3 separate regions of the Homo sapiens genome follow, and all the other regions are linked to region 1. The links are chromatin loops, found by intact Hi-C in ENCODE. Cell type or tissue: gastrocnemius medialis. All regions are shown on one strand.

Region 1 (8,000 bases):
GGAGGCAGGGATGATTCCCAGTTTTTAGCTGGGGTGATTGGATGCTGCTACTTGGCACGAACCACAAGAAGAGCAGGAGGGCTGACAGGGAAGATAATGAGTTTGACACAGACAGGTTGGGTTTGACATATGCTTGAGACATTTAGGTAGAGAAGTTGAGTAAACTATATGAATGTGACTCTCGTAAGTCTGAGCTGTAGACAGTGATGTAGCAGCCATAACTAGACAGACTAGTAGTTAAACCGTGAAAGCAGGCAAAACCATACCAGACAATTAGAATGAGATGTGAGCCTAGAACAGAACTCAACATCTCAGAGGAGTGAGAAAAAATAACCTGTGAAGGAGACTTGAGAAGACATGATTGGTGAGGTAGGAAAGCCAGGAAAGGGAGGAACTTTGGAAGCCCCGAAGCAGAGCAATCCAAAACGGAGTGATCAATACCATCCAATGCAACAGCATTCCGTAGGATAAAGACTGAGAGATGGTCATTAGATTTGGTCAGACAGACGTTGCTGGTGATCTTTAGAAGCACCATTTCTGTGAAAAGTCTGGTAGAGGGTTAGATATCAGAGTAAATGGTCTGAGGAATAAAGGGTAATTGAGAAGAAAACTCAAGGGCAGACCCCAGTGTCTCCCAAAGTTATGCACCATGTATGAGGTGATTTCAGGTGGCAAACAGATAAACATTTCATTTTTAATAGTTTTGTATATAAACTGTGTTAAAATAGATAACCAGTAAATCAAAGCCACAATCTCATGGATATTATGGGGCTTCTCTTGAAAGCGTATATATTTTAGTTAAAAAAAAAAAACTCAATAGATTTAAGGACATGTATTACATACATAATAACACACATGGTTACGTGGATAAGACAAAAATTGTCTTGCCCAAAGAACTAAATTTTAGAAAATGTTGTTTAGATTATTCTTTTAGGATGCTTAGGTGTGAAGGGAAGAGGGAAGACAGAGTTGTATGGGATTGCGAGAAAGTTTCTTAGAATGGGAAAGATTTGAACATCTGTATTGGCTGAAAAGCCAGCAGTGAAGAGAGGGTTGAAAATTCAGCTAATGGCCAGGTACAGTGGCTCATGCCTGTAATCCCAACACTTTGGGAGGCTGAAGTGGGAAGATCACTTGAGCCCAAGAGTTCAAGACCAGCCTGAGCAACATGGCAAAACCCTGTCTCTACACAATACAAAAAAAAAAAAAAAAAAAAAAAATGAGCCGGGTGTGGTAGTATGTGCCTGTAGTCCCAGCTACTTAGGAGGCTGAGGTGGGAGGACCATGTAAGCCAGGAGGTTGAGGCTGCAATGAGTCGTGATTGCACCACTGTACTCCAGCCTGGGTGATACAGTGAGACCCTGTCTAAAAAAAGAAAAAAAAAGAAAGAAAAAGAATATCCAGGTACATAAGTGATTAATTGATAGAATGAGGCTCCAGAGGTGGTAGCAGGGGTGGGAGCTAATCGCACAGGGATATTATTGGCCAGAACAGAATGAACACCATTTCTTCCAGGATGAGAAGGAGGAAGATAGGGATGGATGTGGGTAAAGAAGCTTGTAGAGGTAGAGAGAAGTGTTGAGGAAATTTCCATCCCAAAACCTCAATTTTCTCAGTCATTTGTGGGGAGAGGGGGGATCTATTGAGGGTGGAGAGAACAGAAGGTTTGAACAGAGTAGACAGGAAATTTGAGGAGGGTGGTAAAGATTTAGCACAGGACTTGTGAGGGCAATGTGTGGAGGAGCTGGCCATAGACAGAAAATAAATTGAGCAATGGTGTTGAGAGCACAATTATAATAGACATCATGAAATTTTCATGGCCCTAATCAGAATGGCTTGAAAGAGCTCCTCCAGTAGGCCAAGACTGGGCACACTGAAAAGGCATGGGACACTGATCCCAGTTGGAAGGGACAAGGGAGGTGAGACACTTTCAGGAGCTAGTGAAAGTTTCAATGATAGGTCATGGAGATACAAGCTGAATAGGAAGAAGAGGAAAGGAGTGGAGATTTGGGTCAAAGAAAGAACATAACAGGAGTTACGTTCTCACATAGAGGAGCTTTACGGGAAAACAAGGTCCTGGTGGCTGAAAAGAAGGGAATGCTGAGGTCACTGCAATTAAGAAGCCCAAACCTTGAGAAGCTGGGGTGGATGGGTGGTCCTTACAAGAAGTCTCTCAGGATGTTGGCTCAAATTATAATGGAAATATTGAGAGCTACAGGCCAGTGACTTCTAGGAATATAGGGGAAGGGACCAAGAGGTCAAGTGATGGTGGTGATGAAAAAAAAAGAGAGAGAATAGTAAAAGAGAAAGCCTTTTTCCCCTAACGTACAGATGAGATAGTGCTCTAGAAGAGACAGAGGGGGCTCTGCAGCATATGGGGCAGGGCAGAAAGAGCAGCCTCCATTAGAGGAAGCTGTAGGCAAGAGACAGGAAGGCTCTGTGCCCCATGCAGAGCTGCCGGTGGGGTTGGGAGTGGTTTGTAAGAAATATAGTTTGTTAATTAGCTTGATTCAATCATTCTGCATTGTATACATATAGCGTAGCATCACCTTGTACCCTACACATATATAAAAGCATAATTTGTCAGTATCTAATAAAAATTAAATTTAAAAATACTGTAACACAGAAAAAAAAGAAATAGAGTTCCAGAGGGCCACAGGCAACAAGTTTGAAGGAAAGGAAACAGGGAAATGAAGGGACAGGCCAGAGGAAGAAAAGAGCAGTGTGGATGAGAGAGGTCCCATGTACTGTGACAGTGCATAAGGTCTGCAACAATAAGGGATGAGTGGGTTTCCCACAAGGCGCCACCTACCCACCCACCCCAAACCATAGGAAGAGGCACTATATGCTCAAGCAGGACCTTGCCTTTCAGGAAAACAGGGTTCCTGGGCATGGGAGATACCTATAGGAGAGCTGTCTTGTACTGGGTAAAAATTGCTAAGCCATTTATTTCTACAAAATTACAAGCGACTTCTAGGGAACAGAAGCCCCAGACTCTCGGCTTTCTTGGTTTACAGAAAACTAATCTTCTGACAGCTTGCTTCAGATCCATTCTCCCTCTGCAAGGCCTAGGTCCAAGGCTTGGGATCAAAGGTGAAGAAATCCAGATGTTTCTCTCAATGCTCATAATTCCCCCCAAGTGAACAGCAGATGGCAGTAAAGAGCTGGAAAGGGAGATGGGAGATGAGCCCTCAAAATAGCTCAAAGTTGGCCAGATAGAAGGTACTGGGGCCCATCAACTTCTGCGGGGTGGTAGATGCTCTCATTGAGGTCCTGGAGTAAAAAGTCAGTTTGGTGAGATCACTCCACTGGTGCTGCAAGCTAAACCCTCACTGCACCAGGGTATCTATTGGTTATTAGCAATAACAGAGCATACTGTCTCTCATTACAGCCCTACTATCTCTCACCTCGCCACTTAGGGAACTGGGCTATCGGGAGGATCTGCTCTAAGGAGATACAATTATCTTAGAGTTAGCCAAGTCTTGAGGATGTGGCTTCCTGGATTATTCTTTTGGAGGGAGGAAAGATGGCTACTTGGTATTTTCCATGTCAGACCAGTCTAACCCAGCTACCTGACAGATTTTTATGGTGACCTTAGAGTACAAATATGTTTAAATAACAGCCATGCAGATTTGGCTAGGACTTCCATCACACACCTCAGAAGCCAGGAACGATGAGTAGCAGGGTTCTGAGGCCCAGGAACACCTATCTGCCTGGTTCTATTCAGAATGTGTGTATTTCTGAGACTTAATATTAAGAGGCTGTTTCCTGTGCCACAGGGGACAGACCTGAGAAATGGCACAAGTCTCCTGGATATTGGAACTTCAGACTTTCCTTAAAGCCTCGTGAGGAAAATAGTGCTTTTACAGCAAATTAAAAGGAAGTGTTTTGGGACATCGTGAGACCCCAAGTGGCCGCACAGGGTAAAAGCAGTCTCAAAGAATATTTAGGCAAGTATGGAGAACTGATAGAAATCAAGGCATAGGAGGCAAATCTCTGGACTATAAGTAGACTCCATCCTGTAATATGTTCCTGGGTTGACCAGTCCTTGGGGCTATCTCACACCAGATCTTAAGATCTGCCGGAATGCCTGATTTAGAGCATCCACGCATAAGCCAAGAAGCAGCAGTGCCCAGCAGAACTCCCAGACTATCTTCCAGTGAGCTCAAGGGCCCATGTGGCCTCATGCCACTTTCAGTATGGTAGAAATGAAACCCTTGCTGCCTGGAGTGAGGTAGGAGCAGAAAAGTCTCAGCAACTGAGATAGAGAGGCTGGGGCTAAAACTAAAAGAGGATGACTTCCAGTCACAGGGCCTTTCAGAAAGTAAAGAACACTGAGAAGGAGTGGCTCTCACAACAAGCCTAGATGGATAGGCACCCCTTTCCTTTTGTCTGTTACACAATAGAGGGAAGGGATAATCTAAGGGTCACTGAGAGGTTACAAATAGATCAGCTTCCTTTCCAGGCTGCCTCTACCAGGTTGGTGGTCTCTCCCTCTTCACCAAATGAAGGTTTTCAGTGGTTTATTTTACATGGGTGACCACCACTCTTTCACCTGCCTCTCCCCTCAATCCCATAATTGCCCTGGTCCCCGGACTTCTTGCCCCTTACAATATCTTCTTTTGTTCTTGAGGGGACCGAGTGCTTTACTCTCTCCTTCTATCCCACACTGCACATTGAGGCAGGGGGAAGGCACAAGTACAAGAAGGTGACAGTGTGGGGGGCTCCATGCAAACACAATGCCACCATCAAGAACCCAAAGCCCAGGCCCTGTGACAGACAGTCAGCAGCACCATAGTCACCCAGTGAAGGGTGGGTCTAAAAAGTCCCCAGACCCCTTGCAGGCCTCGTCCATTCCCATCTCCCCACTTCCTGGTGCCCGGCATAAATTATGTTGAAGAAACTCAGTCAAGCGGCAGCTGAAGATCCTGGGAAGCACCCAAGAGGCTGTGACTCCCAAAAACAGAAGGGAGAGGTTAGGTGTGGGGGTTACATAGGAATGTGGTTTGCTGGCCTTACCTCCTTTCCAAAGCAGGTAGATGGGTACCACGTAGAGCATAACATGCTGAATGTAGTAAATCTCCAATTCAAAGGGGAGCTGTGAGGATAGGAGGGAGAGAAGTGTTTTAGAGCAGGAAGCATTCATTTCAACAGAGTCCAAAGTTGACCTCCCCTGCTGTTCAGGACCCATATTTCAGCAATCCCATGCATTTCACCAATTCACTTCTCTTTACAATTGCAGGAAAAAAAAAAGAACAAAATGAATATTCTTCTGATCTAGATCAGGATCTTCCTAGATGTCTTTTGTAGAGAAGGTACTTGTAAATGCTCCACTAAGAAAGTTTGGTTAAAAATTTAGGAGATGTAGTATATAATATATCCCCTTGGTGGTTTCCCATGTGTATTATTGGAATATGAAGGACCTGAGTGGCCCCTACAGACAAAAAACATGCCATTGTTTATCCAGTGTTCCCCAAACTTATTTAGCAAGTGATTCTTTTTTTAGTAACAGTTTGTATTCTGCAAAATACTTTAAGAATCACAACCTTATGTCACTTCCTGCTCCTGGAGACTAGACGGTAGACTATTTACAAGTTTATTTCTCATTTGACATGAAGAATATATGGAGTAGAATTATCCCCATATTCCAGATGAGAAAAAAAAATGATTGCTAGGTCTCATAGGGTCTAGATCCAAGAATAAACTTTCCCCATTGGATATTTGGGTGTCAGCCCAGCATTAGCCCTACTTTTGAGTTTAGACCAAGCTTCTGGGCCAATTTTGGCACAGCTTACCAAAAAGAATGTCCTCACTTTCCCTACATCCAACACACCCACTCACTCGCTCCTGTTTCCCATCTCTCTCAAAATGGAATCTCTGTATTCTCAAAGCAGAGCATGTTTTGACCTGCCACAGCAGCCCTGCTGTAGAGCTTCGCAGCGGGCAGAGAATGGAAACAGTTGGGTGGCTAACTCAATTCTGGGGAAAAAAGAACTTTGGCAGCTGACAAGAGGCCTAGCCTCTTGGGCTTACAGAATCTCTAACATACACACACACGTGTACACACACACACACACACACACACACACACCCCAAAGTATGCCAGGACAGACAAAGGCACCCAGGGGAAAGGGTCAGCTGCCTCCCTGTTCCCCACAGGGCAAGCACATAACCAAGACTGTCTGCTAATGAGAGGAGGCAGTTACAGGCTCCCCAGCCACAGGAGCCCAGGTCTGTCTTATGCCAAGGGCTGAAACCAAGAAGATGGCAGAGCTCCCAGAATGGGAGCTGGGACAACTGTGGAGGCTGGACACAGACGTTGGCTCTGGCTCTTAAAAATAAAAATCCACACGGAAAATAATTTCCCAGGGACCCACATGCTGCTCAACTATTACTTTACACTCACCAAGGGAAATGTAAAAACTGAGAAAAGGAGGTAAGAGTCCAAGTATCACTGTAGACCCCAGCTGGAAAAGGTCATGAAATTGGACACTGGGCATTATCAGCACAAGGTAGCTATGGAGAGGCCTGAGAGATCTACACTGGACCCTCACAGTAATGTGGTCTGAGATCACTCTAGTATCTTAAATTTAGGTACTGCTTTATGCTTTTCAAATGATTTCACATCCACAATCTACTCAATGTCTCAAAATACCCAGGAAGCAGACAGGTAAAGTATTATCCTCAATTGACAGATGAGGAAACTGAGGTGCAAAAGGGTTATTAACTTCACTGAGGTCACCTGGAAAATAGGGAAGGAAGGAAAAAGTCCCAAGAAGGCTTAGCTCTCTGGCTGAAATCAGCACCTTCATGCACCTAAGGGACTTGACCTGTCCCTGAAATGGGCCTGGGAAGCCAGGCTGCTCTCCCCAACCAAGGAGCCGGGCCAAGGGCATGCAGCCACTAGTCCCAGGTGTGTCCTCAAGCAGTACTTCTCCCAACCTCTCAGACTCCAACTGCTGACCACCCACCTTGACTCACATTGCCCACCTGCCTCACCCTGCCTCCCAGCTCTCCTAGAAAGCAAAGTCTCCACCTGAATGTCCAGGGAGGCAGTTAAGCATTGCAGTTACAAGCTAGGACTTTGGAGTATGTCAAAGCTGTGTTCTAGATTTGACTCTGCTGCTCGGTAGCTCTGTGGCCTTGGCCAAGGCCCTTAACCTCTCCACCTCCGTTTTGGCATCGGTAAAATGAAAGTAAGTCTTCTAAGATTGTTGTATGATTTTTAAAATTTTTAAAATATAACAAAAACTCACATCGTACTTCTTTTATGCCATGAACTATGAAAATCACTTTGTAAACTGTTAATTTAAACAAATCCTCATAAGAACTGTATTGTTCCAATTATATCCATTTTAGAGATGGGACACTGAGGCACAGAAAAGTTAGATAACTTACTCAAGGATACATTCTCATTCGGTGACAGAGCCAGGATTCAAATCCAAGCAGTTTGGCTCTAGAATTTATAGTCTTAGCCAGCACACTCAGCTATCCTTTGCTCACTCGCTCCCTCCCACAGAAGGCCGACTGACAGGAGATGCCCCGTGGGGAGGAGCCACCCTTATGAATGGGAGTAGTCATAGTGGTATCAGCAACAGGACCAGGGGCAGGACATGCACATGTCCTCACTCGTCCCTCCACATGGTGATTTAGCCCAGTCCCTTCCTGTTCAAATGATCCTCATCTTCATAGCATGCTCTGCCTACTGTCTGGTGCCCCAGCCACACATCACACAGTAGCCAAACTTGCCCTGCAACATAGGCCTCCCAGCTCCTGAGCCTCTTGTCACTGGCCCTTTGCATCTCTGCAGCCACCATGGCTACACTACAGACTTCAGATGGAATGGCCAAGAGACTGTCCCCACCAGCAGTTTCCTTCCTCTGATGGCTGCCTCACCCCTACTCTAAGACTTCTCTACTTCAGGGGGCCACAAAGAGTACTGAACTAGGTGCATATGCCACTGCAACCAAAGCCAGGGGAGGGAAAGAGGAAATAGGTTA
Region 2 (8,000 bases), 120 kb after region 1:
GTAATGAGTGTGACACTGAGTATTTCAATTCTCCTTCTTACTGAGACCAGAGGCCAAAATTAGAATGGGAATGCAAACAATAATTATGTGAATAGAAAACTGAAAGGCAGCAAACCAGCAGGGTATCCAAGTTAGTGTTTAGGAGGTACCCATTTCGTGGCATGACTGAGCAACATTAAAAACAAAAACAAACAAACAAAACAAATACTGCCACACTGTGGCCTCATCTCACTCACTCTTTTTCTGAAAACCAGGATATTCATGGCAGGAACATGCAATTACATGAACTTACCCAGACCTAGGTGAGAATAAGGTAAAATCAGATTGAGGTGCAGAGTTGGCAGCTGAAGAACAAGATGTGTGTGCAGCTTGGGTTTTGATGCCATCTGGTTTTTAACTCCCTCTGTATAGCAATATTGTTGGGCTTTCTAACTCAGCTGCCCTGATACCTGAGCCCACAAGTGATGAGCATCCCAAGGGCTTTGACCTAGGACCAGTGAGCAGAATGCTTAACATTTGTGTAGCACTGACTGTATGCCAAGCAGCACTGCCATCAGAGCCCACCTGTTAGGGCTTCTCCTTCCTGTCCCAAGGTAAATAATTTTGTTCCTTCTAATAGCAGTACCTAGTCTATTCTGCCTTATAAGAACCTGGAGACATACGTGAGCCAGCAGGAGAGGAGGAAAGAGCCTGGCTTTGGGGACAAGCCCTCAGAGCCTTCCCTGATGCAAGCTGATATACAAACCATCCAAAATAAAGGCCACTGGGTTCAAGAACACATATGCCAACACACACACACACACACACACACACACCCAACAATAACAACAACATAAAAATTTTAAGATCAAGCCTACCATTCTAATAGTATTAGATTTTGTAGATTATTAACCTAGTGTTCCTGAATACAAGATCTTTTCACGACACACAGATAAATGAATGATACCATACACTAGACCTAGTTATGTATCTGCCTGCTCTTAAACCCTGCAAGGAGATAAAAGTTACATGTACAATCTGTTGTTTCAATTGCTTCTCTTCTAGAAACCATCATCTCCCAAGGCCCTCTTGTAAAACAGAACACAAATTTTACTAATTCTCACACAGAGCCATAAAACATGGCATCTCGTATTTAAGTGCCCTGTTACCCTTCAGCCTTTATTCAACGTTTACCAACAGTTTTAGAGACTACAAGCCCTGAAATTAAATAACAGCTCCTTTAAGAAAGCTAGAGGACAGGCACAGTGGCTCACAACAGTAATCCCAGGACTTTGGCAGGAGGATCACGTGAGGCTAGAAGTTCGAGACCAGCCTGGGCAACACAGTGAGACCCTGTCTCTACAAAAAATTTAAAAATCAGCCAGGTGCGATGGCATGTGCCTGTGGTCCTAGTTACTCGAGAGGCTGAGGTGGAAGAACTCTTGAGTCCAAGAGTTCGAGGTTACAGTTGAGCTGTAATTACACCACTGCATCTAGCCTGAGTGATAGAACAAGACCCTGTCTCCAACAAACAAAAGAACCAAACAACAAAAAAGGAAAGCTAGTACTTTCTGATGTTAGCAAGAAGCTCACTGAAAAGAAAAAAAAAATGTTTCATTATAAATTCACAAGGGAAAACAGAAACAGTGTGTAACTGGCTAACTAACCCATCCGTGATGAACTATGTATTCTCTCCACATTTGTGTTTCTAATGCATTGTGTCCTTCATCCAATTCTACAATTTTTCCATTCTACCAGGAAGTAGCAAATGAAGCCAGAAAAGGTCTTAGATACCATCTGGTCTGACCCTCTCATTTACAGAGGCAGAAACTGAATCTCAGAGAAGGGAAGGGACTTACTTGACAAATGCAGGTGACTGGCAAGCCTCTTGATACAGTCCACCCCACAGTGGAACAGAACTATAGGTAGGATGCTTCTCTTTCAACCAGTTCTTTAAATTGGCTTGCAGAAAATTGGCAAATGGTTCTTCGTCAATACAAAAATATAATTAGTAACTTATTTTCATGTTAGGCTCCATTAGCCTAACAGTAACGAGTCAGCCAGATCTACACATCCATACCAGCTTGGTCACTTTCTAGCTGTGTGACCTTGGGTATGTTACGTAACCTCCCTGACCCTTATTTTTCTTATCTATAAAATGGGAATGCAAATAATAGCATCTATTCCACAGGATGCCTGGCACTTGGTAAGCGTTCAATAGATGTTAGTGGTGACTAGAATTATACCCTAATACTAACTGTGTGGGGAGAGGGGTCTGGAAGGAAGAATACCTCTACCTTGAATTATACCTGAACCTTCTGAGAAAGCCCCAAACTTGGATCTAAATTTCTGGCTTGGGAAGTAGCAGGGGACAAGGCCAAAAGAACCAGCCTGATGCTAGTATCACTAGGAACTGGCCCCACTCCTCTAACTCTCAGGCCCACCCATAAGGACAGGCACCTCTTGTCTTTAAGGTGAGTTTCACAAAAAGGAAAAAAAAAAATGAGGAACTGAAGTAGAAAAGTCATAAACACACTGAGCTTGGGAAAGACCCTTAGGAGGAGTAGGAAAGTGCCCTAATTAGACTAGAATCAGTGGTTGTCTCAGTAAAGGGAAAATTAGCCATCTTTAGAACTCTTGGGCTTGAGCCAGAGGTAACCAGTGCTGGCCCTTCCCACTCAAGGTTTTAAGAAAGACTAAAATTTAACCTCCCCTCCCCCAAACCATAAGGAGGCCTGGAGGCATAAAGCATATCGTTAAAGTTTTAACACAGGCCATTAGGTTCACCTGTCCTTCAAGGGCGACAGAACAGAGTGTAATAGGACCTCAAAGGGTAAGGCCATATACACCAGCCCTGGCTCTGCCATTCCCAAGTGGTGTGACCTTCAGCAAGCAGCTTTCTGCTCTGGGCTTCTTTCTCTATCTGCAAAACGACGGGCTTGAACTTCAGGAACTTGAAAGCCTCTCTGATCTCTAGCATTTTCTGGTCATAAATTCTGTACATACTTGCCACCTGAAAATACAGTAGTCAGACTGTTAATGAGCCTTGATAATAAGTTCCCTGGGGGCAGAAACCACATCTAATACTTTTGTATCTCTCTAGTACGACTAGGCCTGGAGTAATTGCTTAATACATGTTATGTGATCTAGATTCACCACACACTATCTAACATATCATAAGCTTTTTGAATGCCAGGCAGTTCTCCTCAAACCTCTCTCCCACCAGACTTTTCAAATACGTCAGATTTTACCACCGCTGGGTTTTTTAATAAAAAGAAGCATTGCACAAAGAAACAAAGCTCCTTGTCACATCATGTGACAATGATCAAATACCTATATGCCAGGCACTCTGCTCAAAAGGGGCAGATATGGGTCCTAGTGCTGGCACCCATCCTACAAGCTGTATGATTCAGAGTAAGTCTGAAAACCTATCCCTGAAAAGGCCCAATAAAGGTAGTTACTATTATTGAGAATCTTACATCTTAGATCTCTCTTGACAAGTAAACAACTAACTAGCAGGCTATGGGACCAACACTTTACAAGCAGTCCACTCCCAAGGCTTTGGGAATAAAGAGGAGGAAATAACTATATTGAGATATCACTCAATACACACACACACACACACACATTTCTAGTGGTCAGTTTAGGCTCAGAACACATTTAATCCAGTCTTCTCAACTATTGATTCCTAACCCTGGCTACAGATTAGAATCACTTGAGGAGTTTTTTCTTAAATGCCTATGTCCAGGCCCCAAGTGTAATCAATTATCTAAGAACAGGGTGTGGGAGCAGGCATTGGTTTGTGTTTTATTATCTGCTGCCCTAGGTGACTGAGAGATGCAGCCAGGGTTGAGGACTCTGACCTCCACTGTTCTCCATCTCCACTTCTAGTCCCAAACTTTAGCAGGTCCAGATGACTTAAAGGCCTTCAAGGGCTCACAAAAATTCCATTTCAGTCACTCACCAGACTATTCTCTGAGCCAGTACAATAAGTCTGCTACTGCCAAAACATTTTTTGTAACCAAAACATAAACAAAAAGGAGCTTTCTTAACCTACCGTTAGAGAAGGCGATTAGCTAGTCCAGCCTAGTCCCCAACCATTACATGTATCAGAGGCTTAATTGGCCTGAGATCTCATGCTTTTCTGGAAGCTTCCCTACTACTAAAATTGGTATTCCATTTGTCCCTTCTCAACTACCCTGCTCCCCGCTTCACACTGATGTTTCCTCATAGCAATGAGTGTCCCCTTCCTTCTCCCTCTGCAGCTCAGCACTGAATCTGACTGTCTGACACACACACACACATACAAACACACACACACAGATTTGCTTTTTTAATTCCTTCTTAATCAGCCCCTGCCTGCCTCTTGGCCACTTAGCTACTCTTCTACTTATCCCCTCCCTTTCCACTGAACTTCCTGGCAATGGGGTAACTGCCTCATTCCAGCCATAATCTCTCCATGCCCCCTGCCTCACCCCCACCAGCCACACAGACAGCAAGGCACCTGTGGCACAGCCTCCAAAACACATGATGTTTTCTCAGTTGCCAAATGTTCTCTCGTGAGTTGGCTTCCTTTGTCCATTGAATCTTTTTTAGTAAAGCTATTCTCACAGGCTGCCAATCATCCTTTCTTTATTTAAATAAGTATTTCTCTTAATTACTAAAGGAATCTACACTTAAACCAAATTCAAATAATACAGAAATGTGGTCATTAAAAAATGAGAATTCCCCTCTTTCCCTAATCACTCAGGAGTAAGTGCTATTTAGTATACATTCTTCCAGATTTTTAAAATGTGCTCATAAACATGCACATATAAAGAGGCTGCTTGGGCTTTTTTTTTTTTTTTTTTTTTTTTTTTAGAAAAAGGGGTTTCTCTCATACATATGGTTCTGCAACATTTTTGTATTTTAGCAATACATTGTGAACAACTTTGAAAGTGAATTCAGACATCAGCCTCCTTTTAAAAAGCTATACTATTCACTGGCCAGATTTACCATTCTGCTATTAATGGGTTGTTTCCCAATGTTCTGTATCCACCAACACTGATGCCATAAATATTCTGGCATGCAACTCTTCACACATTAACATTTGTAGAGTAAATATTTTAAAGTGGGTGGGGTGGCTGGCCACAGGGACCAGCCTGTAAACACCAAATCTAATTACCTTCTCTCAGGTCCTCCTTGGCCTCACCCTCTACATTTCATGACATAGAGGACCAGCTCCTGCCTTCTGAAACTCCTTCCTCTCCTGGATCTCATTCCACTTCCTGGATGGCTGCTCCGTCAGAGTCTTCTTTCTGCTCCCAAAGGAGACATTCCCCAGAATACTTTTCTTCTTTCTCTTCTCTAGCTTGCATGATGCTCTCCTCTTCTCCTCCTTTATCTTCTCGAAGGCAATACCTCCTAAATCAACATTTCTAGCCTTCACCACATCTTAATAGCCTGCTGGACAATCCATCCTCAACATCTCAAACATCTGAAAATCAACAAATCCCAAAATGAACTAATGACCTTTTCCTCTAAGCCACAGTTTCCTCATCTGGAAAACAAAGGGATTGGACTAGACTTAATTTTTAAAAAATTAGGAATCTAGAATGTACCAGAAGCTGTGCGGGGGATACAAAAATTAATAAAAACATAGACCTTACATTTGGGAACATACAATCTAAGGAGTAGGGAAGATACACAAACAATTACATAATACAAGGCAGAATAACATGCTAAAATAGACAAGAGAGGCTAAATCCGGCTTAGAGGCTTGAAGACAGCTTCACAAGAGGGAGTGTTTGGGCTGAGCCTTGAATGATAACTAGCATTTCAACAGGAAGAGAAAAGAAAGAATATTTCTGTCTAACAGTGCAGCATAAACAAAGTATAAACTCAGAGAAGAATGGAAGTGCATGGTGCTGGTGGCTGGATCAGAGAACACATGGAAGAATATACTAAATAACAAGGCTGAAAAAAAAGGTTGGGACCAAAATCACAGAAGATACCGAATCCTATCATAAGGAGATTAAGATTTCTCTACAGGCTTTATCTATGTGCCATCCCTAGTCTATATATTAATACCAGCTCTGACTGATTGATAAGTGGCTACCTAGAATGCTATGCTAAACAGATTTTAAATCTACTTGGACTCTCCCTGGGAAAGCGTGCCTATGATTGATTAGCACAGTCGGCCAGGGACAATATAAAGTGTATGCATCTATGTGTTTACCATCCCTGATGAAGGCATTAAGGAGTTATCAAAGGTTTTGGAGGAAGGGAATGGCATGATCCAACATGTATTTTACTTGTATCATTCTGGCAGTAGTGTAAAGGGTCGAGTAGTAGATAGAGTAAAGGATAGAGTAGTGTAAAGGATAGAGGAGAGAAGATCAATCACAAGGCTGCTCTAACAAGACAGGTGATGATGATGACAGTGATAAACAACAACATGAACCAGGGCAGGGGAATCAAAGAAGAAAAGGAAGAGAAATGGAAGAGATCATGAAAGGCAGAATCAAGATGACTGAGACTATGATGATGAAAAGGAGGAAGAGGGTGGAATTGAGATGTATCAAGGTTTCTAGGGATTTAACCTGGGTCACTGGATGGATTGTGATGCTGTTAAATAAGATAAGAGTACTGAAGGAACAGTATCATGGCAGATGATACTGTTTCATTCCAAATCCCCCAACCACTTTACTTAGGATGCATGGCTTTCAAGCCCTCTTGAGTACACTGGGAAGAAAAAAGCAGGATCTACATTGCTTGATGGCCCCAGCATTTATATAACCCTACATACAAACCTACCTTTCTCCCTTTTGCCAGGCTACCAAGGAAATAACATCAATATCTGATTCTAGAAACAGGTGGCCTAGGGAATGTTTAAATGTTCCTGCTCTCAAGACATGATGATTGTTCTCATTTTGATAGCACTTTCTTATATTCACAGCACATTCATATATTCACAGCACATTCACATACCTTATTTGACTTGATTCTCATATTTACCCTATAAGGTAAGAAGGGCAAAGATCATCTCTGTCTTACAGATGATAACAGCCATACTCATATTTATTAAACACTTGCCATGCACCACTATTCTAAACACTTCACATGTAGTCATGCATTTAATTCTTACAAGAACCCCATAAAGTAGATACTACTATTAATCCCCATTTTGCAGATAAGAAAACAGACCCAGAGGCTTTAGGTATACTGGTCTAGCAATAAACAAGAAAAATAATGAACTTGGAAGACCTCAAACAAAATAAAACAAAACAAATCAAAAACCATGCCTAGATATGTCAATTAACTTTCCCAGAGTTGCACAGCTAGAAAGCAGCAGAACTGGGATTTGAACCTGACTAGTCTGGCTCCAGAGCCTGCACTTTTAACTACCACACTCTATTTCTTATTATATAAGAAGACTGAGGCACAGAGAGGCTACCTGAATGGCCAAAATTACTCAGTTTTGTCAACCAGCTAGTGATGAACCTACAACCAGGACCCAGGTCTGGCTAACCCTTAATCCAGTGCTGTTTCTACTACTCAACCAAGATGAACTAACCTCTACTACTGGGCTGACAGATTATTCTGACGTTTTTCTTCTTTGGCCTTTGTCACCTCTGCTAGACTAAGGTTCTAATTTTGATCCCTTGCCCTGGAGCCCCATACAACTGTTTACTAGGATTAGATGCAGGCCTCTATTTGGAGGCAGGAAATGATGGCCTCAGTTATATCCGCAGCTGAGTGGGTCCCATTTCCAAACAACCAACATCTGCAAGCAACCCATACTGGCTCTACATGCAGGCTCAGTGAGCACACACATCCCTGTGAACTGTCTGTCCAGGGCAAACAGCAAGTAATGGTGACACCAGGGCCAGACTCCTCTGTGGAAGACAGGAAGCAAGGGCAGGAAAGTAAATTGAAAAAAACAGTTGCTATACCAGCCAGGTAAAGAGGTGGCCTGCAGGCCGGGCGCAGTGGCTCACGCCTGTAATCCCAGCACTTTGGGAGGTGGAGGCAGACAGATC
Region 3 (8,000 bases), 220 kb after region 1:
TTGGGTTTGTGTCCTTTCTATGTATCTCTTCATTCTGGAATAGCAGCCAACTGGGTCATGTTCTTCTCACAGAAGATGGCAGGTGCACAAAGGCCAGGTAAATAATACAAATACATTTACAATCTCTGCTAGTGCCATATCCACTGACATTCCATTGGACATAGCAAGTTACATGGTAATGTTCAGCATCAATGTGGTGGCAAAATATACTCTGCTTGCTCTCGCAGGAAGTACTGCAAAGTCGCATGACGAGGGTATGCATATAAAATTCTATAACAGGAAGGGAGTGAAAACTTGAGAACAATAATCCAATCTCCTATACCCCCTAACTGTTCTCCTTGCTTCTGTCCTTTTCCTCCTAGAGTCTATTCTCAACATAACTCCCCCCCTCGCCTCTTTCAGGTCTTTGCTTAGATGTCACTTTCTCAGAGAGGACTTCCCTGTCCACACTAGTTAAAATTGTAATCCCCTAACCACCCCAGTTCCTCTACCCTTCTTACTGTTTTATTTTTCTCCATAGCATTTACCACCTAATGTACTGTGTATTTTGCAGATTTTGTTTATTGTGTATTTCCTTTTTATAGAATGTAAGCTCCCTAAGGGCAGGTATTTTGGTCCAATTTGTTCACTGTTGTATCCCGATTGCCTAGAACAGTGCCTTACACATAGTAGCCCTTAATAAACATTGAAAAAAATGAATGAGTGAATGACCTATCAGTGGCTATAACAGGGAACTGACTTAGCTTAGGTGAGAAGAGGCGGGGCATGGCAGTGGAGTATGGCCATTATGCCAAAGGCCCTGCCATTTATGAGGAGGGGTAAAGAGGAGATAATGAAAGCATCTCTGGGGGAGGGGAAATAACCAAACACTCCTTTTTCATGCCCATTTGAGGTCTACAGGCAGTGAGGTGACATGATAACTCAGGACCAAATGTCTGTTGTGCCTCCTTCTCATGTCCTCCCATTCACATGCAGAGAAGCTGAATCAAGACTACCATTCAGGTTTCCTCAGGTCCTTCGGTCTACTCTCCTCCCTTGCCACCACACAGCTGCAGTCTTCAATGGCTGAAGGCAATGGGACCTGCCAAGCTGTCTGGGGTTCCCTGGTTGAGCCCCAGTGGGATACTGCTTTGGGATAGAATTTTGTTTTTGAGGACCCCCTGGTTACAGTCTCAGAAGAAAGAAGCAATTCCATGCATGTAGGGCCCAGCCAGTGTCAACCCTAGAATCATAGTCTTCTAAGTTATTGGGGTCTAGGAGACCTGGCTGAGATACTGGAGGGGGCATTGAAACACTTAGCAGGATCCAGACCTGGGAATGGATTTTAAAATTCACTGAGTATCTTTAAGTGGGGTCAGTGGTTGCAGGGTGTTGGTCAATGTAGTTGCAATTTTCAACATTAAAAAAATCAACGTGTGTGTGTATCTATATACACTTCATATGTATGTGTACATCTATATACACACACACATACATATGAAGTAATATATTAACTTATAATATAATATAATATAAATGGTATGTATGTTCTATATATAAATAGTGTGATAGTCTCCAAAGATGGCCACCATTAATAACTTGTTTCAGTATATATGTGTGCATGTCACTCCATTCATCAAGGAGTGAAATCTATTTTTCTCCTCTTGCATTTGATCTGGTCTCATGTCTTACTGTGCCGAGTGGAATATGGCTGAAGTAATGCTGTGCCAGTTCCAGGCCCAGATTTTAAAAGGCCTGGAGGCTTCCTCTTTCTCTCAGAGATAGCCAGCTACCAGAGAAGAAGTCTGACTACTCTGAGGCCACCATGATGTGAGGAAGCCCAAACCAGCCATTACAAAAAGGCCATGTGGAAGACAATCTAGGAACTCAGTAGACAGTGAGAACTGAGGTTTCAGACAGAGACCCCCAGTCAAGCCATCTTGATCATGCCCCAACTGTCTGAGCCATCCCAGCTGAGGCTCCGGACATCACAGACAAACCATTCAGACTGTGATGAGATTTCTGACTCACAGAATCATGAACAAATAAAATGGTTGCAGCTTTAACTTATTAAGTTTGGGGGTAGTTCTGTAACAATGGAAAAATGAAACAACAGAATGTGTGTAGTGAGAAATAGTTTAGAATAGTATCAAGGCTGTGAACCCTGGATGAATGTTACCTGGGTACCAGTTGCATGATCTTAGGCAAGTCACTAGATCTCTCTGTATTTCGTTTTCATTGCCTTTAAAACAGGGTTAATATTATCTCGAATCAGAGTGGTGATGATTAAGCAAGTTCATGCATATAAAGCCCTGTGAACTCTGCCTGGTATATAATAAGTGCTATGTGAGTGTTAGGTATCATTGTGATGATGATGATGATGTATAATTTGCATTTTGGGTCAATCACATTTTCATTTCATTCACATTTACTCTCTTCTATCCCTGGGACTCCCAAGGAACAAAAAGGAACCAAGTAGAAAAAATAAAATTATTGCCTCCCCAGATACCAACCCTAGCACCTTTGTGCATACTATGCACTCAGAAGTTTCAGATTTAATTAAACACCCCAAATCACTTCTGGCTGACATAGGAAAGAACTAGAGGATTGCCCCACCTCCACCCAATTTTCCTCTGTATTTCCATTTTGCGTAGGCAAATGTTCAAGTGTGCATTCTTCAAGCACATATCCACAGGGTGTCGTGGGAGCAGGGAAAAAAGACAGCTCAGAAACTCACTGGAAGGCAGGGGAGGCCAGCTTAGAGAAAAGCATTACCCACAGATAATCCGCAAAGTGGATAAGTCACGGGAGGAATCAAGGGCTGACTTTAGTAAATTATTACCTTCCAAATACTCCTAGCGGCCTGAAAAGTTCATGCAGTCTCTCCAAGTTCCTACCTCTGCTGGAGAGGAATAGTGTAGGCCCTGGGAGGATTGGCTTCAATATAAAATAAAGTAGATAATAAGTATTTCCACCCTTCTTGTCACTCTCATGGCAACGCAAGCTGCCAAGGCTGAGGGGAGGTGGGTGTTGAGTCTTCATCTGACTAATCTGTAAATCAGCATGATGCAGCCTGTGTCTAGGTAGTAGGAGGCAACTTGGAGGAAAGAGCTAGGCCCCTGAACAATGGTGTGCAAATGGAGGTTGGGAAGCTCTTGGAGAGGCACAGGGGACACAGCCTGTGCTGGAAGTCAGTAAGAGGGGGAAGAGTCAGAGTAAAATATGAAGGTAGACAAAGTCCTTCCCCTGCCTTTCATGATCCCTCCTATCACCTGCCTCTACTTCCCTCATTTTCTTTTATTTTTATTTCTATTTTATTTTTGAGACAGGGTCTCACTGTGTCTCCCAGATAGAGTGCAGTGGTGTGATCATGGCTCACTGTAGCCTCAACCTCCCCCAGCTTAGGTGATCCTTTAACCTCAGCCTTCTAAGTAGCTAGGACTAAAGGTGTGTGCCACCATGCCCAGCTAATTTTTTGTATTTTTTGTAGAGATGGGGGTTTCACCATACTGCCCAGGCTGGCCTTGAACTCCTGAGCTCAAGCAATCCTCCCATCTTGGCCTCCCAGAGTGCTAGGATTACAGAAAAGTGAGCTACTGTGCCCAGTAAACTTCCCTCATTTTCTCCTCTGCCTCCCCTCTTGCCATGTGGGATGTCCTGTGAGCAGTGGAAGCAAAGGAACCAGGAGAGTCCTGGAATCCATCTGGTGTCTGGAGAAGCAGGGCTGGGAACAGTGGATAAGCTAGTTTTGGCGGTTCCCTGGTGTTGGGAGAGTCTTGCTTGCCTGAGGTTTACATGGAACACTTAGGGCCCCAGGCTGCTGGGGAGGGGTTGTAGCTAATAAATGCTAGGTTTCTGGGGTGGGAATGGTGAAGCACCAGTGTAGAGTGTGCTGGAAATGGAAAAAATTAAAATAAAAAAGCCCTCTCCCTGGGGAGCTACCAATTGCAGTGTTGCTTTGCTCTCTGTGCATTCCAACAGGGCCACTGTCTGCCCGGCACATGATGTTGCGAGGAGCAAAAATAGCCTCTGGTAACTGCAGGAGGATCTGTTTATAGAGTTCCGGCCTTCACACCACCTGTGAGTTATACCCAACCAAGCAATCCTTTCTAAAGAACAAATTCATTCTTTCTCTGAAGGGCCCACTGGCCACAAAAGGCTGATGCTCTTCTGTACTTCTCTCTCCTTTGGAGCAATGCCTTCTATCCCTCACCTATCCACAGGACCCCAGTGCTGGCCACCAGGCCTTGCCCTTCCTGGGTGTGCTGTCAGGCTCTGAGCCCTTCTCTGTGGCTTCCCCTCAGCAAACTTACTTGTCCTGTGTCCTTACTTGTTCTCTGCCTCTCTCCTTTGCTGGAGACTAGAGAAGTAACCTGAGCCAGTGTCAGCAGTCCCAATGCTTTTTGAGATGCTGCTAAAGTAGACCCTTTCCCCTCATGTTCCCAGGAACTAGCATCACAGGATAATGGTTTGCCTCTCCAAAGTAATATGTTTTCACTTTGAGAAGGGGAAGACTAAGCTCTTTAACCCAAGAAGTGACTGATAGTGTGAATTTCAGGCAGGCAGGTTACCAGGCCAGGGAGCTATTTTTGAGGCATGCGGGCTTTCTGTTGGCAACTTTTCCTACCGATCTGTGCTGGCAGCTACGAGCTCTGCCTATGCCTAAGACCAGCTTTGTCCCCTTAGAGTAGGGATGAGAGGCTCAAACACAGACATAGTGATTACAGGAGCCAGGTAGGCAACTGAAATCAGTCTAGTGGGTGTGGTGGGCTTCTCTCTGTGGCAAACTACAGAGCATATGCCCATCCAAATTATGAAATAGCTGCACAAAGGGAGATAACAAACTGCAACTGACAGCCTGCCTTACTGCTGGGCAGATAAGAGTAGATGGTGCGGCAGAGGTGAATCAGGGAGTGAATGCACATTCTGTTCGAACAGGGCAGCCACTACTCAGCTCCAGCCCAATGTTGCTGTGTGTCAGTCTGCATGCCTAGAGCCTCCAAGTTTTCAAGAGAAATCAAAAGAACTGATGCAGAATCTCCTTTGCTTTTTTATGCTGTCAATTAACTGAAAAATAATGTCCAAATATTAAGCATTCCAAGCAAAACGCATCTCCGAAATGCATTCAGCAGGCCACCTCTGTAGAAGGCATCAGAACATACATCCCCAGGCATTGAATCAGCCCAGAATATTTAAGCTTGGGCAACCTTTGGCCTGGCACTGGTTATGTTCATGAGCAGAAAAGAGAGAGAGGAGGGAAATTTACAACCAGAGACCATGTCTGTATCTGTTTTTGAAAATCTCACGAAATATATCTGGGTAAGGGTACTGAGTGGAAGACCCCTGAGATTTAGCCAGTAACTAAATCTAGTCACTGTTCAATTATCTGCGGAAGGATTGCCTACTTTACAGATTAGCCATGGAGATTTTGAAGCCTGAGCCCTTTTCTTCTGACACTCAAGTTATCCCTGAATGCTGCCAGTCATTTACGCACACTGGAATGGGCACAGAGAGTACCGACTGATGGGACTCACGGCCAAAGCACACAACAGTTAGGAAAGCCAATCTACAGTGAAGATAATTCCAGAATCTATCCCAGATTCCATGCTTTCATGATCTCTGGCATAACAAATAAAAAGGAATCCACTGCTGGCAATTAATTAATGGAAGTTGGAAATAATTTGCTTAGGAGTATCTATGCAAATTTTGTGTCTAAAGTCTTCTTGAGTGATCCATAAACACAAACAATATCCATGGGACAAAAATTCTTTCCTTTTTCCAATTTACTTCATTTCTTTTTTTATTCCTTTCATCTTCAAACAACTATTTATTGAATGCCTTCTGTCCACCAGGCACCATGCTGGTCACTGAGCATAGAGAGGTGAATAAGACAGCCACTTCCCCTGTCTTCTGGAACAAGTGCAGGTTTGGCCAGATGCAGAGAAGGGAATTCATGAAATACAGCCTGTGACACATGTCTGGGCCTACAGAAGTTTCTCAATCCATACCTGTGGAGATGTCACCATATTCATGCCATAGCACAGTATGATGCTATGTAAGAAAAAGTACATGGGCCTTGGAATCAAATATGCTTCCACTTGAATCCTGGTTTGCCATTGCTGCATGTGTGATCTTGGGCAAATTATCTATTGTATTTAGGCTTCAGTTTCCTCATCTGTTTAAAATGGGGATTGTAGAAGTACCTACTTTATAGGAGTATGTGCTTGGCAGAGGGATTGGCACATAGTCCTTGGAAAACAGAAGTTTCCTTTCTGTTATCCCTCATAACCTGAAAGTGATACTACTTGCCCTCCATTCAGAATAATGCGCTTCTGGGATATATTTTAGTGGTGAAAATGGGTAATGCTAATCCCCTCATTATTCTTAATTCCTCTTTGCAGTTTTTGTTTTTTATGCTGGCCCTGGTTGCATTTAGCAAAAGTTCAAGACTGCCCAAGAGTTCAGATGAAATTGGTAATCCAGACTCCTAAGCGGCCCACCACCTGCTGCAGTGGCACATGCTCATGCCTAATGCCCAATTCTCCCATGTCAAGATGTACAGTAAGTCCTCACTAACAGCCTCGATAGGTTCTTGGAAACTTTATGTGAAACAATGTATAATGAAACCAACTTAAGTTTCTATAGCATATTTGTGGTCACAAAACATTGCCAAACTTCTAAATAAAGACCAAAACACTTCTAGTGGTAAACCCTGAAATAAATGTGAGCTATATACACATTTAAGAAAGATTAATAAAAACAAGGTAATTATTTTTTTTTAAAAAAAGAATCCTGTTCAGTGGTGCGCTAGAGCCAACTTGTACCAGCTCACAAGAGCCCACTGGGCACATCTCTTCCCAACTCTGTTCATAAACATTCTGTTGATAGCTTGAAATTGGCCATGATGGGAATATTGGCAAACATTACAAATCAAGGCTTCCCCCACCTTACCAACCTAAAAGAGCTGGTTGATAAACATCTACCAGCATGCCACTGCCTGGGAGTAGACAGATCTCACTAGGTGATCTGGTCTATTCCCTGCTTCAGGGCTGGGACTGGGGTGAGCAAGGAGGTGCCTCGGCTGCAAATTTTAAGGAGGCATTTACTCTGAGACCATGCAAATGTAGGCTCAGCACACTACCCTGAGAGCTTGCCCTATCCTAGTCCCTGCACTGCCCTGCCCTGTTTCCATATGATTATGCATTCAATTCAATCAATTTTATTGATAATCTACTATTTACCAGGTCTTTCTCCAGAAACAAACAAAATCCCTGGCTTTTGGAAGCTTACATTTTAATTGGAAAGGCAGGAATAAACATGATAAATAATTAAACTTGTAGTATCTTAGATAGGGTCAAGGGCCAAGGCAAAATATAAAGCAGGGAAGGAGATATAGGAAATGTTTTGAGGTACTGGGGTTGGAGAAAGCCTCACCGAAAAGTTATCTTTGAGTAAAGGCTTAAGGGGGTTAAGCAAATTAACGCTAATGGGGGCCAGGCATAGTGGCTCATGCCTGTAATCCCAGCATTTGGGAGGCCGAAGGGGGCGGATCACTTGAGGTCAGGAGTTTGAGACCAGCCTGGTCAACATGGCGAAACCCAATCTCTACTAAAAATACAAAAATTAGCTGGGCGTGGTGGTACATACCTGTAATCCCAGCTACTCGGGAGGCTGAGGCAGGAGAATCTCTTGAACCCGGGAGGCAGAGGTTGCAGGGAGCCGAGATCACATCACTGCACTCCAGCGTGGGTGACAGAGTGAGACATTCCATCTCAAAAAAAAAAGCAAAAGACAAAAAACAAATTAACAGTAATGGTCACTAATGGTTTTCTTCCATAGTTTAAGTGCTCTCTAGGAAAAGAGAGTTCACCAGCTTCCATCATAGGCTTATGCATTGATCTATGTATGCATTCATCTAGTACCTATTGATTGAATGCCTGATGCCAGACATTGTATTTGCTGAAGATAAAATAATTCTAATACTTACTGTGTCATCACCATGCACTAGGTACTGTCCCAAG

The links. Peaks named below come from ENCODE experiments on the same cell type or tissue, not always from the same donor. Only the 100,000 strongest peaks of a DNase experiment are listed, where the experiment ranks them.
Region 2: a loop joins it to region 1, with 2.8 times the contacts of the local background. A loop is called at or near these places in 4 of 110 quality-filtered maps.
Region 3: a loop joins it to region 1, with 4 times the contacts of the local background. A loop is called at or near these places in 70 of 110 quality-filtered maps.

The regions. Positions count from the first base shown.
Region 1 is chrX:110,141,896-110,149,895 of GRCh38, reverse strand. TMEM164 (transmembrane protein 164) reads right to left here. Exons shown (of 7, transcript NM_032227.4): 5 at 5,020-5,098. Among named protein-coding and RNA genes, the nearest start is that of MIR3978, 64 kb to the right of the region's middle. In gastrocnemius medialis, CTCF peaks have their summits at 3,145 (motif pointing right) and 3,917; DNase peaks (open chromatin) are centred at 6,205 and 7,555; H3K27ac peaks cover 4,755 bases.
Region 2 is chrX:110,017,807-110,025,806 of GRCh38, reverse strand. All of the region lies in intron 2 of TMEM164 (transmembrane protein 164), which reads right to left. Among named protein-coding and RNA genes, the nearest start is that of TMEM164, 19 kb to the right of the region's middle. In gastrocnemius medialis, no CTCF peak of the experiment used is centred here; DNase peaks (open chromatin) are centred at 2,836, 4,236 and 4,476; H3K27ac peaks cover 8,000 bases.
Region 3 is chrX:109,923,796-109,931,795 of GRCh38, reverse strand. No RefSeq gene overlaps it. Among named protein-coding and RNA genes, the nearest start is that of TMEM164, 75 kb to the left of the region's middle. In gastrocnemius medialis, no CTCF peak of the experiment used is centred here; DNase peaks (open chromatin) are centred at 3,995 and 5,495; H3K27ac peaks cover 5,263 bases.